Linked DNA regions of Homo sapiens: region 2 is linked to region 1. The links are chromatin loops, found by intact Hi-C in ENCODE. Cell type or tissue: dorsolateral prefrontal cortex. All regions are shown on one strand. Each heading gives the region's core, and the rest is flanking DNA. Links, peaks and the distances in the headings are about the cores only. Region 1 has its middle 180 kb from the start of TMEM132E. Region 2 has its middle 120 kb from the start of TMEM132E.

Evidence for each region. Hi-C counts contacts between places; a loop is a spot of excess contacts. Peaks named below come from ENCODE experiments on the same cell type or tissue, not always from the same donor. Only the 100,000 strongest peaks of a DNase experiment are listed, where the experiment ranks them.
Region 2: it touches region 1 in a loop (4-fold over the local background); 4 of 110 quality-filtered maps call a loop at or near these places.

What each region holds. Positions count from the first base shown.
Region 1 is chr17:34,754,228-34,757,047 of GRCh38, reverse strand. No RefSeq gene overlaps it. Among named protein-coding and RNA genes, the nearest start is that of TMEM132E, 180 kb to the right of the region's middle. In dorsolateral prefrontal cortex, for the core only: no CTCF peak of the experiment used is centred there; a DNase peak (open chromatin) is centred at 1,467.
Region 2 is chr17:34,693,194-34,696,013 of GRCh38, reverse strand. No RefSeq gene overlaps it. Among named protein-coding and RNA genes, the nearest start is that of TMEM132E, 120 kb to the right of the region's middle. In dorsolateral prefrontal cortex, for the core only: no CTCF peak of the experiment used is centred there; no DNase peak of the experiment used is centred there.

The DNA.
Region 1 (2,820 bases), core at 241-2,740:
GGATCCTGTTCCCAGGACCTCTCAGGGAGCCCCCGCCTTCCTCCACGCCTTGCCCTTGGCCTGGACCCCATGGGACATGAATGCCGGAGCAGCCTGCATTCCTCTCTGCTGTCCCTGGTGATGCAGGGCTGGCCCTGAGCATTTGTGACTTTAAAGTTTCCTGAGATTTAAGGCCAGGCCGGCTGGTGGCCTCCACCTCCCCAGGCTGTGGGTGGGAGGAGGGGGTATGATTCATCTCTCCTCTCCTGGTGCTTAATAAGAACACAGCTATAAATGTAACTGGGCCGTTTATGAGCCCTGCCGGCTGGCTGCCTCTGCATGTCAGCCTGGCAGTTGGCTCCTGGCCCCTCAGGGTTGGCCTGGCCCTGCCTGCTGTGCCTCTCCCTGGGGCAGGCAAAGGGGATTATCTCCTCAGGTCTCCACTCCCACCCTGAAAGCCAGGAGGCCTCATGGAGTAGGAGTAGGACAGAGTGGGCAGCTGTGGTTGGGTCCATCCTCTATTATTAATTAATAGTAATTAATGCAGTCAGTGTTTGCTAAGCGCCTCCTATGGCCTGTCAGGCTCAGCACTGGGGGGTGGGACACACTGATGGGTAATTTCCAGCCTAGGCCGTAGGAGCTTGCAGGGTCTGGTGGAGACTCACGGGAGAGCAGATAATTGCTATTCCATGTGCTATGCAGTCTGATGGCTGTCGGTGTGGGGCTCTGAGAGCAAAGTGCAGGGCCCTCCACTGCTATGGGCCAGGTGGCCCGGAAAGAGTTCCCAAAGAAAAAGGCTGCAAGGATAGGGATGTGGGTGTGGGGGTGTCTGGCTTAGATGGGCAGGGGTATCCAGGCAGAACGAGCTGGCTTAGAGGAGAGAGCGGGTCGGGGGTCAGTGAGCCTGGAGGCGTGGCTGGTGCTTGGGAAGGGGTGACCGAGAGGACATGGGGGCAGGGCCATACCAGACATTAGCACAATAAGGAACCTCGAAGGGGTTTTAGAGAAGGGCCAGGGGTGAGGAGTGGAGATGCTGAAATGAGTGTCTTAGAAAGATCACCTGTCGGGCATATGGTCACCTTTGCATCCCTATCATCAGATAATAAGGCTGGGTGCGGTGGCTTATGCCTGTTATCCCAGCACTTTGGGAGGCTGAGGCAGGTAGATCATAAGGTCAGGCATTCAAGACCAGCCTGGCCAACATGACAAAACCGTGTCTCCACTAAAGATACAAAAATTAGCCAGGCATGGTGGCGGGTGCCTGTAATCCCAGCTACTTGGGAGGCTGAGGCAGGAGAATCACTTGAACCTGGGAGGCGGAGGTTGCAGTGAGCGGAAATTGTGCCACTGCACTCCAGCTTGGGCAACAGAGCAAGACTCTGTTAAAAAAAAAAAAAAAAAAAGATAATGTCACCCAGAATCTTCCAAGGCAAATACTTATGCTTAAAATAAACCCTACATCCTCATGTAGCCCAAAAGGCGTGGGCAGCGGCCCTGCTGACGCTCTGACTTAGTTTTCCACTCACTCATTCTTCTCAGCCATGTGTCCTGTGGTTGCTCTGCCTAGCTGGGCTGGGACCCACCTCTGAGCCTTGTCCTGCTGGTCCTGCATCCCTTCATTCGGGTCTCTGGGTACGTGTCATCTTCTCAAGAGGGCCTCCCTCACCATCCCTGTCAAACCCCCAACTCTGCTTTATTTTTCTCTGAGCACTTCTCTGCATGAGATTTTGCTACAGACCGTGCATTTATTAAATTGTAGTGTGATTCTCTACCTCAAATGTAAGCTCCACAGATGCAGAAATGCTGTCTGTTCTTTGGTCCCAGAACCCAGAACAATGCCTGGTCCCTGATCTGCCTTCAAATATTTGTGGCTTGAGTGAATGGATGGTGGGTAGAGTGAAGGTGGTCAGGCCAGGGTCAGGGCCAGGGCCAGGAAGCCTCCTTGGTGACTCCTGAGGTTGTCAGAATCTTTTTGAGGGGATGCCAGGGGCCAGAAAGCTGCTCCTCCCTGATGGGCTATGACGGTGCTGATTTCTGCAATAATATCTCACACACATGCACACACACACACACACTTTACAAACTACTTTCTTGTTTTTACCTCTTTGATCATTACAACAAACCTCAATTTGATGGATGTCAAATAAGGATAATACTCTTCCTAGGGCTGTCTTGAGGATTAAATGAGTAATATGGGGAAAGTGCTTAGATTAGTGCCAGGAAGATGGTAAGCACTCAAATAGCAGCTTTTTGTTATTTTTAAGGCTCAGAAAAGTGGTGACTTATCCAAGGTCACACAGCTAAGAGGTGTGTGAATGGGAGGGGCTTAAACTTCGGTGACCTTCCCATTTCAACTTGTTGCTGCTTCCCGCAGAGGCCCCCCTCCCCGTCTCTCTCTTCTACTCCTGCTAGCAATCAGATGTAGCTAAAGGCTTGACCAATCCACAGAGAACCATCCCAACAAAGGGTGGTAGGCATGCTGAGTTCTAAGCCCCATGTAATCACAAAGGGCTCCTCCAGTCCACAGAGACTGTTCTAGCTGTGAGTTCTTGAAGTCGACCTAAAGGTGGGCTCCTGTAATGTCCAGCAACTGGATGACTCCACCAAGAGGAAAGGGGTAGGACTGGAGAGAAAACAAATTGGACCACCCATTTGCTGCTGTGAAGACCATGACTGACTGATGCTGGGAACATGCCCACTCAGCAAGCACATTTGCATGCCAACGTGCTCCTTTGTCCCTCCCCACTGGGCCCTCTCCACCTCTGCCAGCTCCTCTACTCACCATGTCCCCTTTCCCCCTTCACTGTCACCATGCCCTTTTGCTTTTGACCTTTCTCTAAT
Region 2 (2,820 bases), core at 22-2,521, 61 kb after region 1:
CCTTGAGAGCCTGAATTTGTTGTTGGTTGCCTGTGCTGATTCTCACTCATAGTGGTTTATTTCCCTATACAGTTGTAATCTTTGTGAATTCATGTTTGGGTACACATGATGTGTGGGAATGTGAGGAACCTAAATTATAGATGCTTTTTTCCAAAGAAGACTTATTTGCTTCTTCAGGAGCCAGGGGAATGTTGTTGTTCTGGAACCAATTTAACCATTTTGAGAACCCAGGTTAAAGTGGGAGCCCTGGCTCAGTTTCTCTACCTTACCACCGCTCTTGGGTTTAATATTGCTATCAGTGGAAGCACTGATATCAGCAACTGTCCATAGGGAATACTTATCACTACATTTTTTTGTGTGGCAACATATAGTAACTGTGGCAAAAATTTAAAATTTGTGATTTTAACCATTTTATGTGTATGATTTAGTGGCATCAATTACATTCACAGTGTTGTGCAAGTATCACTATCTATAACCAATGTCCCAACAGAAACTCTCTACCATTAGGCAATGACTTCTCATTTTCTCCTTCACTCAGCCCTTGGCAACCTCTGATCTACTTTTTGTCTCTACAAATTTACCTATTATAGATATTTCAAATAAATGGAACCATTTAGTATTTATTCTTTGTGTCTGGCTTATTTCACTTAAAGTAATTTTTCCAAGGTTGCTCCTTGTTGTAATATATACCAGAACTTCATTTCCTTTTATAGATGAGTCATATTAACATTGCCTGTTTATACCACATTTTGCTTATCTATTTATCTGTTGATAGACTCAGGTTGTTTCCATCTTTTGGATATATACCTAGTAGTGAAGTTGTTGGATTGTATGGTTATTCTATGTTTAGCTTTTCTGAGGAATCAGTATAGTGTTTGCTGCAAAGTTTGCACCACTTTACATTCCTTCCAGCAATGCATGAGGGTTCTGATTTCTCCACATTTTCAATCACACTTGCTATTTTCCACTACTATTTTTTGTTATTGCTATTGTGGTATGTGTACAGTGGTATATTACTGTGGTTTCAATTTGCATTTGCCTGATGACTAGTGATATTGAGCATATTTTCATGTCCTTATTGGTTATTTTTATATGCTCTCTAAAGTCTCTTCAAATATTTTGTCCATTTTTTAATTGGATCATTTGTCTTTTTATTATTGAGTGTAGGAATTCTTTATGTATTCTGGATAGCAAGCCTTTATCAAATGATATGCAAATATTTTCTTACATTTAGTAGATTGTCTTCACTTTCTTGATAATGTCTTTTAATGCACAATTATTTTTAACTTTGATGAAGTCCAATGTATCTACTTTTTTCTTCTCTTGCTTATAGTTTTGGTACTATACCCATGAATCCATTGCCAAGTCCAAGATTTTTCCCTATGTTTTCTTCCAAGAATTTTATATTTTTATTACATTTAAGTTCTTGATCTACTTAGAGTTAATTTTTGTATATTCTATGAGATAGGGGTCCAGCTTTTCTTTTGCATGTGGAAATCCAGTTGTTCTAGCACCACTTGTTAAAGAGACTCTTTTTTCTGTATTGAAAAGACTTGGCACCCTTGTAAAAAAATCAATTGGCCATAGAAATATGAGTTTATTTTCTGGACTTTCAGTTCTATTCCATGGGCCTATATGACAGTCCTTATACCAGTACTACATTCTTTTGATTACCATAGCTTTGCAGTAAGTGTTGAGATTGGAAAGTGCTAGCCTTCCTACTTTGTTTTCCATCAATATTATTTTGTCTATTCAAGGTCCCTTGCAGTTCCATGTGAATTTGAGGATTGGCTTTTTCATTTCTCCAAAAGATAGTAATAAAGAAAAGATGTCTGTTGGATGTTTTTGATAGCGATTGTATTGAATCTGAAGATCATTTCAAGTAGTGTAGGCCATTTGACAATATTGTCTTCCTAACCATGAGCATGGGTTGCTTTTCCATTTATTTATTTATGTCTTCTTTAATTTCTTTTAACAATGTTTTCTGGAGTTCACTGTGGAGGTCTTTCACCTCCTTGGTTAAATTTATGCCTAGAAGTGTTATTGTTTTAGATGCTATTGTGAATGGTATTGCCTTCTTAATTTCCCTGTCTTCATTGCAGATGTATAGAAACACCACTGATTTTTGCATATTGATCTTATACCTTCAACATTTTTAATTCTTTTATTAGCTCTTATAATGCTCTTGTGGATTCTTTGGGGTTTTTATATATAGGATTATATCTTCTATGAATAGAGATTGCTTTACTTCATGCTTTCCAATTGGATGACTTTATTTTTCTTGTCTCATTGCTCTAGTAGTACAATGATGAATAGCAGTGGTGAAAGTAGGTGTTCGTGTCTCGCTCCAACACCTGCATGTTGAATTGCCTTCTTGCCCACTATTCCTCATCCTAGTTTTAATACATTTTGAGAGATGGGTGGGATTACTATATATTTCTCTTACTTAGGTTGAGCCAAGAGATGTACTTAAGTTTCTTTTAGCAGAAGTTGGATGTTTTTAGGTAAAAAGAGCCTTTAAGTTGTCTAGTCTACAAGTCTACAATCATTGGAAGGAATATAAAATGACCCTTTGAAAAAATCTGACAGAAAAGATGAGTGATTAATCCTCATGGCCTGGCTTGATGGCCCCCTCTCCACCTTACCCAGAATAATAAAAACAAGCTGTGTTATCATGATAGGACTTGAGTCTCAAAGAGAATCTGGAAGTTAGTCAAACTTATAAGGGTCTGGTGAGAAGGGGAGCCCATGGGAAACTGGCTTGAAGGATGGAAGATAAATATATCTCATATCCCATATAATAACCAAGTTTGTTCCATT